Linked DNA regions of Homo sapiens: region 1 is linked to region 2. A link is an interaction called in ENCODE POLR2A ChIA-PET data of the cell type or tissue named here. Cell type or tissue: A673. All regions are shown on one strand. Links, peaks and the distances in the headings refer to the core of each region. The heading gives the core; the rest is flanking DNA.

What was found. ChIA-PET counts read pairs that join two places held together with the same protein. Peaks named below come from ENCODE experiments on the same cell type or tissue, not always from the same donor. Only the 100,000 strongest peaks of a DNase experiment are listed, where the experiment ranks them.
Region 1: POLR2A ChIA-PET joins it to region 2 with 5 read pairs; 2 of 35 experiments call an interaction of 5 or more read pairs at or near these places.

The regions. Positions count from the first base shown.
Region 1 is chr2:135,664,154-135,669,543 of GRCh38, forward strand. All of the region lies in intron 19 of R3HDM1 (R3H domain containing 1), which reads left to right. MIR128-1 (microRNA 128-1) reads left to right here and starts at 1,244; the gene lies at 1,244-1,325. It overlaps LOC124907893 (a long non-coding RNA gene), which reads left to right. Exons shown (of 2, transcript XR_007087245.1): 1 at 1-2,404; 2 at 3,608-5,255. RefSeq lists an enhancer at 562-661. In A673, for the core only: no CTCF peak of the experiment used is centred there; a DNase peak (open chromatin) is centred at 3,088.
Region 2 is chr2:135,308,133-135,313,489 of GRCh38, forward strand. It overlaps ZRANB3 (zinc finger RANBP2-type containing 3), which reads right to left. Exons shown (of 21, transcript NM_032143.4): 8 at 5,357. Among named protein-coding and RNA genes, the nearest start is that of SNORA40B, 170 kb to the left of the region's middle. In A673, for the core only: no CTCF peak of the experiment used is centred there; no DNase peak of the experiment used is centred there.

The DNA of each region.
Region 1 (5,390 bases), core at 284-5,283, 360 kb after region 2:
AGGTATATAGCAATTACTGTCTCATAATTTACATTTTTATATGGAAACATACTTCTGGGTTTCCTTTTGGTTTTTATTTTCTTACCTCTCTACATTCTACTATCCCAATCTGATTAAAAATGAGAAATACTTTTTCATATCTCTTATATTTGTATTTCTTGTCAAACAACACTTGCTTACCCCACAGTGTCAAGAAGCATGTTTTTTTTTAATTACATAAAAGGGTGAAACTAATTATTCAACCAAATAATGAAAACACTAGTAGACTTGGAGCAATTTTTTTTCACTGTGGCACAAGTAATGTTTAAAAGTTTGTATTTGAACTTAAAGAAATTTTGCCCTAAATTAACAAGCCCAACTGAGCAAAGTATTTTTAGACCAGATAGGGTATGGGCAGTAGAAATACAGGATCTTTCATTATTTTTCCTTTGGTGGATAGGGAGGAGGATGGGGAAATATCTCAAGGATAAAATGCTCTAGGTCTTTTATCCATGTGTCCCAGTGGACCACAACTGAAATCAGGACTAACATTACTGCTGGGGAAATGAATGTACTAGTCTTTTGTTATGAATGTGAAACTACTGAACTGTTCATTCAAAACAAGGTTGAGTAAACCCCTGTCAACAGAAACAGAAGAAACCCTGGCTACACACATAAGACTTTCTGAACAATGCACTGTATAATGGGAAAGAACAACAAAATAAAAGTCAGAATCCTGATGGCCCTTAGTCATTTGTAACTGGTGTTAGGCATATCACTTAAAGCCACTGAGTTTCAGTTGGACTCATTTGCAAAGTATGGAATTTTTACTGTGTTGTCTGTTGAAGCCTCTGTGTACTGTAAAACTCCATAATTCTTTGTGTCTCATGTGAGTCATTTCTAGTTCTAAAAGGTAGAATAATAGAGAATTGGTTTGTAACAGCTTGGCAACCAACTGTCAATAACTGGAGTCAATGAAAGCAACTATTTCAAAAGATCAGATTACTTACCAGTTTCACTAATAAAGATTTATTACTTTAAACCTTTATCATAAAATGTATGCTTTGAATACTGTGAAGTACACTGCATATAAGGAGTGTGGTATAGTATAAAGAAACTTTCTGCAGGTAGTAATTATAGTGAAGATTTTAGGTTTACAAAGCCCTAGCTGTTTTCTGTGTAGCTTTTATTATTCTTATGACTCTTGACAAGTTTGTAGCTTCACCATATACATTTAATATTTTGCAATAATTGGCCTTGTTCCTGAGCTGTTGGATTCGGGGCCGTAGCACTGTCTGAGAGGTTTACATTTCTCACAGTGAACCGGTCTCTTTTTCAGCTGCTTCCTGGCTTCTTTTTACTCAGGTTTCCACTGCTTTTTTGCTTTTTTTAATGCTGTATGAAGGTGTTAACATTTGTTTATATTTTTCATTAATTGTAATACCTTTAAATCATGCATCATACTCAGAAATAGGGATTAGAATTTAAGTGACATCTTTGGCCTAATATAATTTACCTGTTAAAAATTTGTGAAAGCTATTGCTTATTTCTTTTCCAAAGTAGATTTGGATGACAAATTCAGTTTGGTTTTGAGCTTATCTAAAAAGCTTAATGTTTTAAGCATACCAAACTCATTAGCAGAAGTCAAATATGTCTCTCCCTATTGCTACACAACTTTTTAGGGATATTGTTATATATGAAAGCATGACATCAAACGGACCTAATACACCTAAATGCATTTGAAGCTACTTGGTCTCGGTTCTTACCAACGATATAATTTAATTTTTTTTTCCAAACGATGATGTTGTTGCATACCTGTGGAAAGCAAAATGATTCTGTGAAACTATACTTTTAGTTTTGCAACCATTTGATAACTTCAAAGATTATCAATGTATTATATCTTTAGTCTTAGCTTTCCAGATAACCCAGAATCATATGGTTCCAAGTTGATTAAGCTTTGTTACCAGCAGACTATGGTAGGATCCTGATGAACGACACTATGGAAGAAACTTGTTAGGATAAACAGTCTTCAATGTGTGCATATTGTTGACAGAATTTGAAGGCACAAATTTAAGAGTAACTAGGGTGTAAAAGGCGAGCAAAGAAAAGTCAGCACTACTGGGTAAGCAGGTGAGGGGGCTTATTGATAGGAGAGTCGGCTATGTCAAATAGGGACTCAAGGCACAAAGTCAATTTCTTTACTGACAACTTTCAATCCAAGTAATAGGAATTTTGTATTTGTAAATTACTAGGTAGTGGCTCTGGCTATTCTTGTTTTTTCATTGATTTCTGTGAGCATTTCTTAGTATGTATTGTGTGATTCAGCATAGATTCAGACATTGTATAATACCTACAAATCCACCTATTTCCCTTTTCCCTTCTCCATTAACCTGCCGCCACTGAAATCTGGAGCCAAATATATCTGGTAAGTACCCACAGATTTCCTTGAGTTGTATAGACTCTTCCATGGAATAGTTCTTTAAATAGCTGTGAGCAATAAACTCTGTGTGACTGTTTTTGTTAGAATTGGTTTTTGTATATGTATATGTTTATTTCAGGCACAGGAGTGAGAGAAGAGGGGATGAGAGATGAGAAGGGATAATCAAGTGTGATGGCAATTGCATCTCCTTCCAAATACACCCATGGGGCTGGCTTTAGTTGAACTTGCCCACCTACTAAAATAGTGCCACAGACAGAAGCCCAAGATTATAAGCTTGAGGTTTTAACAATTTGGTCTTGTAGATGCCTAGTTACAAATAAATTTGGCTTTAGTAAAATGGCTCATCTTTAAAAAAAAAAAAAAAGAAAACTACCTTCACAGTGCTTCTATTGTACAAGCACAGTCTGGAAAAAAAATTAATAGGTACTATTAAGTGAAATAACCTTAGATTCATGGGTATTCTAAGCATTTCTTTAATACTTTTTGTAATTTTTCTGATTATTTCTGTGTTATTAAGAATGCTTTCCTTTAGAACAAATGCTAGTTCAGATCACCTATATAAAATAAAATCAGCCTGTTAATGCCTGTTCAATACTTTTGTGCTGAGCACTGCATTTCCTTCCTGCTCTCTTCTTGGTTAAAGTGAGAGTTAAAAATAGAACATTCTGTGGAGCCCTCCAGGGAAGTTCCTGAACCATCAGTTTATATTGTCCTAGTTCTCTTAGCTTGCAGAATTGATTGTGCTTTCCTCTGAAAGTGCTGAAAGAAATGGGATAATATTGCAACAGTGCAGTCCTTTAACAAAACAGAATGGTAGTGTTTTAAAAAAAAAAATCTATGTTGAGATCTGGATATTTATTTTGTTGTTTGGTATCACTTACTATTGGCATTTCTTACTTTACAAAATAGAGGCTTTCCCACAATATTGACGTAAATTCCTATAAAAGATATAGTGTTTTCCTCTACTTTCCAGATTAAATTCAGATGTATCACAGGAAGAATTTTTTTTAATTCTAATATACTAAAATATACTTTTTAGTGAAGAAAGAATAATTTATGTGGTAGCCAAGTTGGAGTCGGGATACTGGAAATACTCTTCTTGTAGCATTTTTGAAACCTGTTGATACTTTTCATTCTCTAGAAATCTACTTCTCCTTCCTAATCCTCAGCCTTCTCCCTCTTTTCCAGATCATTGGATTTTTCTTTCTCAAACTTGGCAGTCTTCAAACTATACTTTTGACACTATGAGAACTCTGTACCCACTCTTGCTTTTGTCTGAATAATTAGACAAGGAACCTAACCTACAATGCCACTTCTCTAGGTGTCACTCTGTAACGGTTCATGCCCAGCAGTCTGAAATTTCTTTGTTTAAACAAAAGTTCAGAGGAATTCATGAGCAACTTGAACAGTTCAAGATGTAAATTTTATTAAGCAAATGTACATAATGTGAGGCATACCTGTAATTAAATGATCCTTTATTTTATGTTAACAATTATTTTATTAATGATTTTGTCTTACATAGGCAAGAGTAAGGTTCTTATCTTTGATTGGATTAGGAGAATGATGTGGGCTTTTTTGTTTTTAGTGCTTTCCAGCTGAGTATTTCTAGTTTTGCTTGTGATTATAGTAATTTTAACCAACATAGATCCCAGTTTTATTTTCTTTTTCATTGGAACAAATGTTAGCCTGTTAATGCCTGTTGAGTACTTTTCTGCTAAGCACTGCATTAGAAAAAGACCAATAATCTTTTAGTAATCTTTAATGTTCTGCTCTTTAGAGAATATAATTCAAAATTATATACTTTTTAGCCAGTTGCTGTGTTGTATGTTATAATTATTAGAATGAGTGATAAAACATTTCATCATGATTTCTGGAAAAAACATTCATATTCCTGTCCTAATGCCAGTCGAATTTCCCTTCTGGGGTACCGATCATTCTGAGCATCAAATGTTAAATGACAATTTTAGTTGTGTTAGTTTAGAACAGTTCTTCAGACCCTGATGGCTTTCTACCCAGTGTAGTTTAAACCTGGTGAATTTTCCTGCCTTGGATGTAAAAATGAATGAAATGCTACTCAGTGGATGGAAAAAAGTCATTGCTTCACAGAACTTCAAGACTTCGCCCATAAAACGTAGCAGCTCTCCTTGCACAAAATGTGTCCAGGTTAAAGCTGGCACTGCCCTGCTGAGTAAAGTCTGACTTCTTGGCAAAGCAGCCTGACTTTGTGGAGAAGACAGCCAGTATCTATGAAAACTCTGCTAGACTAATCTTGTATAGACTCATCTGGAATGTGGCAACAGACTTTTTGAGCAAAAGCAGCCTCCGAGGCAAAACAGCAAAACTAAAGCCCAAAGGGAACATTGGAGATTCACTTGGAAATACTCAGGCTGAGAGACAGAACTGTGGGATGTGGAACCTGAAATAGTGTCACTATTTGAGCCAGTTCTTCTCCTTCCCAATTGTCTTTTGTTATGTTTTAATATTTTTAGAGATGGAGTCTCACTGTTTTGCCTAGACTGGAGTGCAGTGGCCCTTCCTAATTGTTTAATACAATTTATGCGTATAATCTAATTATAGTAAGGCAAGGAAGTGTAACTTTGAAATACATCAGTAGTAAACCACGCATCTTGCGGGTAGTGGACAAACCAAGGGAAGGACTGTTCCTCCCACAGAGAGGACATTGTGGGCTAATCATATGCTTATTTACACCTGCTCTTTTTTAAAGCCCCCAAGTTCATGTGGCTACCATCTGAACTAACTACCCAAAAATTTTCACTCTGATTCCTATTTTGAATAACATGCTTATACTCACCAATAAATCTTTAGTTCAAATGAACGAAAAGTTTCCTTGTTGATTGACATTATTTCCAGTAATTATCTGTTTTCCTGTAATTAAGTTTATCTTGAGACTTAGGTATGTTAAGCTACAGTAAAGTCTTCATTAACCAAAATTATCAGAAAATGAAGCAAG
Region 2 (5,357 bases), core at 1-5,000:
CCTGTCCCCCACCACTAACAAAACTATGTCTTGTAACTGCAGGTGGTGCTAAAGGGGTCTCTGCCTCTACCCTGGCAGTAACAGATCTCTGTCTTATATCAGTGCAGGGTCCTGAGTCCAACAGGGTTTCCTGCCCACTCCCCAGGGGTAGGCAGCATTTGTCCCTATCCCATCACCAGAAGCAGTCCATCATGGACTAGGCTTTGAGGTTGGAGGAGGGGGTACTCTGCCTCTTCCACAATGGCTTAAGGCTTTTGTTTAGTGTAAGAAAGGGGTATTGAAAATAGGCAGAGTTTTGAACTTCTGCTCCACTAATGGATATGCTCTCAGGACTCCCAGCTAGCACCTGCTAGATGCCAGTGGAAATAAAGCCTGTGAGTGAGTATAAACTCCCCTGTGTCAGGACCACTTTTATTGTGATCTTTTTTCTTTCTTTTTTATTTAAATTTTGTTTCTGAAAAAAATTTGTTCTTTTTTGTTTGTTTTGTCTTTTCCTTTGTTTGTTTTTTATAGAATAGAGACGAGGTCTTCCTCTGTTACTCAGCCTGATCTCGAACTCCTAAGCTGAAGGGACTCTCCTACCTCGGCTTCCCAAAGTGCTGGGATTACAGATGTAAGCCACCATGCCTGAGTGAACATTCATAAAAGCCTAATTCCTTCACTTATAGTAGTGCTAGAACATTAGCTATTTTCTTCATATCCACCTTTATAATAACCACCTCTTCTTCCCCTTCTCCGCCAAAGGAAAAAAAGTTCATATGTTCCATTTCTTCTCTAAACAAACTAGTAAAAAAAGGAAGTTTCCTCTACATAAGAAAAGTCATCTAAAAAAACTTAGTAATAACATCATTTTTTTTTTTTTTTTTGAGATGGAGTCTGGCTCTGTTGCCCAGGCTGGAGTGCAGTGGTGCAATCTCGGCTCACTGCAAGCGCTGCCTCCTGGGTTCACGCCATTCTCCTGCCTCAGCCTCCCATGTAGCTGGGACTACAGGCACCCGCCACCATGCCTGGCTAATTTTTTGTATTTTTTAGTAGAGACGGGGTTTCACCGTGTTAGCCAGGATGGTCTTGATCTCCTGACCTCGTGATCTGCCTGCCTCGGCTTCCCAAAGTGCTGGGATTACAGGTGTGAGCCACCGCACCCAGCCGCAATAACATCATATTTAATGGTGAAAGACTAAATGCCTTCCCCCTAAGATTGGCTACAAGGTAAGGCTGTTCAGTCCTATCATTTCTATCCAAAATTGTACTAGTCTTCCTTCAACGTAATAGGCAAAACAAATAAATAAAAGGCATATATATTACAAGGAAGAAATAAAAATGTCTTTATGTGCAGACAAAATGATCCTATATCTTCTAGAATTAACCAAAAATCCACAAGAACTAATAAAAGGAGTTCAGCAAGGTCACAGAATAAAAGGTTAATATAAGAAAATCGATAATAATTCTATACTTAGCAAGGGAAACCTGGAAATTTACATTTTAAAAAATGCCATTTACAGGAGCATAAAAGGACACAAAATACCTATGGATAAATCTAACAAAATGTATTAAAAAAACTAGAGAACATTGTGGGGATAAATTAAAAGTGAACGATACTCTTTTCAGGGACCAGAAGACTAAATATTATTCAGAAGTAAATTCTTCCAAATTAGTCAACAGATCCAACACAATTCCAACAAAATTGTATACACTTAAAATGCTGATTCTAAAATTCATACAGAAAAGCGAAGGACCTACAAAAGACAAAGCAATATTGAAAAGGAATACAGTAGGGTAAACACTATATAATTTCAAGGCTTATTTATTTATTTATTTTTTGGAGACAGAGTCTTGCTCTGTTGCCCAGGTTGGAGTGCAGTGTCATGATCTCGGCTCACTGCAACCTCCACCTCCTGGGTTCAAGTGATTCTCCTGTCTCAGCCTCCCGAGTAGCTGGGATTACAGGTGTGCAACACCACGCCCAGCTAATTTTTGTATTTTTAGTAGAGATGGGGTTTTGCCATGTTGGTCAGGCTGGTCTCAAACTCCTGACCTCAAGTGATCCACCTGCCTCGGCCTCCCAAAGTGCTGGGATTACAGGCATGAGCCACCGTGCCTGGCCTTCAAGACTTATTATAAAGCTACAGTAATCAAGCCATTGTAGTATAAGGCTGATGAATAGACCAATGAATGAGAATAGAGTTCAGAAACAGACCTACACATACATTGCCAATTGGTTTTTGGTGAAGGTGCCAAGGAAATTTAAGGAGGGCAAAATAGTCTTCTGTGTTTTGATGAGTGTTGTAACAACTGAAAATCCATATGTAAAATGACAAACCAAAACAAAAATAAAAAAATCAGAACTGCTACCTTTATTTTGTAGCATATAAAAGAATTATATGCTACAAAAATAATAGTTTATAGACCTACATCTAAGTCATCTATCACTTAGCTATGGGATATGTTCTCAGAAATGCATTGTTAAGGGAATGCTGTCATTGTGAGAACATCACAGAGTGTATTTACACAAACCTATATGTTATATGTATTTTTATTTATATATATATTTTTCATATGAAAAACCAAAGGACCTAGCATCATTACTGAATACCAATTATTTCTCCTACTTGATCTGCAATGCAATGTCAAGTGCCATTTATTATGTTTCTATATATGCTCCATTATAATCTTATGAGACCAGTGTTGTATATGTGCTGCTTTGTTGACTGAAATTTGATTAAGTAGCACATGACTGATAACCTAAAGCTATGGCATTTTTAGAAGAAAATATAAGAGGGTATCTTTGTGAACTTAGATTAGGCAAAAATTTCTTAGGACTCAAAATACAAAAAAAAAAAGGAAGAAAAAAATTGATATACTAGATTGTTTCCAAATTTAAAACTTCTGTTCTCTGAAAGACAATGTTAATAAAATAGAAATCAAATCCATAGACTTGGAGGACATATTTGTAAAAGATATATATATTACAGAACTTGTTTCCAAAATAAAGAGTTCTTATTACCCCATATAAATATGGACTCAATATGAACAGATACTTCACAAAAGAAAATGAATAGACAAAAGGCACCAAAAAACATGCTCAACACCATCAGTCATCGGGAAAAGAAAAATTAAAAGCACGATGAGATGCCACTACATACCGACAATAACGGCTAAAATGAAAAAGATGGCAATACCTAGTGCTCACAAAGATATCAAATGGAACTCTCATACAATGTCAGTAGAAATGCAAAATAATATAGCTACTTTGAAAAACAATTTGGCAGTTTTTTTTATCAAGTTAAATCTATACTTTTATGACTCACCAGTTCTATTTCCAAGTATTTGCTCAAGGAAAATGAAAATATATGACTACACAAAGGCCTGTACATGAATGATTATACCACTTTGACTTACAATAGTCTAAAACAGAAATATTCCAAATGTCCATTAATAGGTGAAAGAATAAAAAAAAAAAAAATTTTAGGGGCCAGATGAGGTAGCTCACACCTATAACCCCAGCGCTTTGGGAGGCTGAGGCAGAAGGATCCCTAGAGCCCAGGTGTTCGAAACTGCAGTGAGCTATGATTGTGGCACTGCACTTTAGCCTGGGTGACAGAGCAAGACTCTGTCTCTCAAAAAAAATTTTTTTAAAGTTTTGTTCCCATACATTGGAGGATGTAAGGAAAGCAATAAAAAGGAAAAGTAATAACATATACAACAACCTGAATCAATCTCAAAACCTTTATGCTAAGTGAAAGCAGCCAGACACAAGGCTACATGCTATTGTTCCATTTTTGTGACATTCTGGAAAGTGTAAAACTATAGTGACAGAAAGCATATCTGTGGTTGCCAAGGTATAGTGATGGGTGGAGGGGAAATGCTACAAAGGCACATGGGGGAACTTTTTGGCATGACAGGAATATCTCTATTTTCATGGTACTGATGTTTATCCAACTATACACATTTGTCAAGCCTCATCCAACCATACATTGTATTTATTTTTTTATTTTATTTTATTATTTTATTTTATTTTATTTTATTTTTATTTTATTTTATTTTATTTTATTTTATTTTTATTTTATTTTATTTTATTTTATTTGAGACAGAGTCTTGCTCTGTTGCCAAAGCTGGAGTGCGGTGGCACAATCATAGCTCACTGTAGCCCAGATCTTCTGAGCTAAGCGATCCTCCCTCCTCAGCCTCCCAAGTAACTAGGATGACATGCACACTACCATGTCTGGACCAACTATACATTTTAAAAGGATAAATTTCACTTTATGTAAATATACCTCAACAATCCTCATCTTAAAAAAGTATGTTACAAAAAAAATCTCAGAATCAAGAGGGGTGACACTCGTCAGTATTTACAGGTTCTACCATGGTGGTAAAAACAACTACCACAAATATATGATAAGTTTACTTGACAGTTACACTAATTTTACTAAATTCTAAAATCCTATATTTTTCACTTTTAGACAAACAGAATGTGAGCAAAATTACCTCTGTAGGGTACTGAACATGGAATATCAAAGGAAGATGACTGACAAATAAAAAAAGATTATTTGCAGTAATAATGTAGTAAAACCATGGGAATACTAATAATAAAGATGAATATAGTTCGGGCACGGTGGCTTACACCTGTAATCCCAGCAGTTTGGAAAGCCAAGGTGGGTGGATCACTTGAGGTCAGGAGTTCAAGACCAGCCTGGCCAACATGATGGACCCTGTCTCTACTAAAAGTATTAAAAAAAAATTTGCCAGGCATGGAGGCACGTGCCTGGAATCCCAGCTACTTGGGAGGCTGAGGAAGGAGAATTGCTTGAACCCAGGAGGTGGAGGTTGCAGTGAGCTGAGATTGAGCCACTGCACACCAGCCTGGGCAAAAGAGTAAGATTCCGTCTTTAAAAAAAAAAAAAACAGAAAAGAAAAAAATGAATATATATATAATTTAAATGAGAAAGTATAACGTATAGTATCCTCCCGCATCAAAATATACCTGTATATTGGAAAAGATAAATATATGGTTGGATACAGCATTACTGTTTACTTTGAGTATGTCTGAATTTTTCCATAAAAAAGAGTTAAACAGGCTGGGCATGTTGGCATGTGCCTGTAGTCCTGGCTACTTGGGAGACTGAGGCAGGAGAATGGCTTGAACCTGGGAGGCGGAGGCTGCAGTGAGCCGAGATCACGCCACTGCATTCCAGCCAGGGTGACAGAGTGAGGCTCCCAACTCAAAAAAAAAAAAAAAAAGAGTTAAACAATAGCAAAGAAATTCTGCAATATATAAATAACTTGCTTAATTAAAAACAGTAAAAGACATTGAATAATTTGTATGAAGACAAATACATGATGGCCCAGCAAAGAGTACC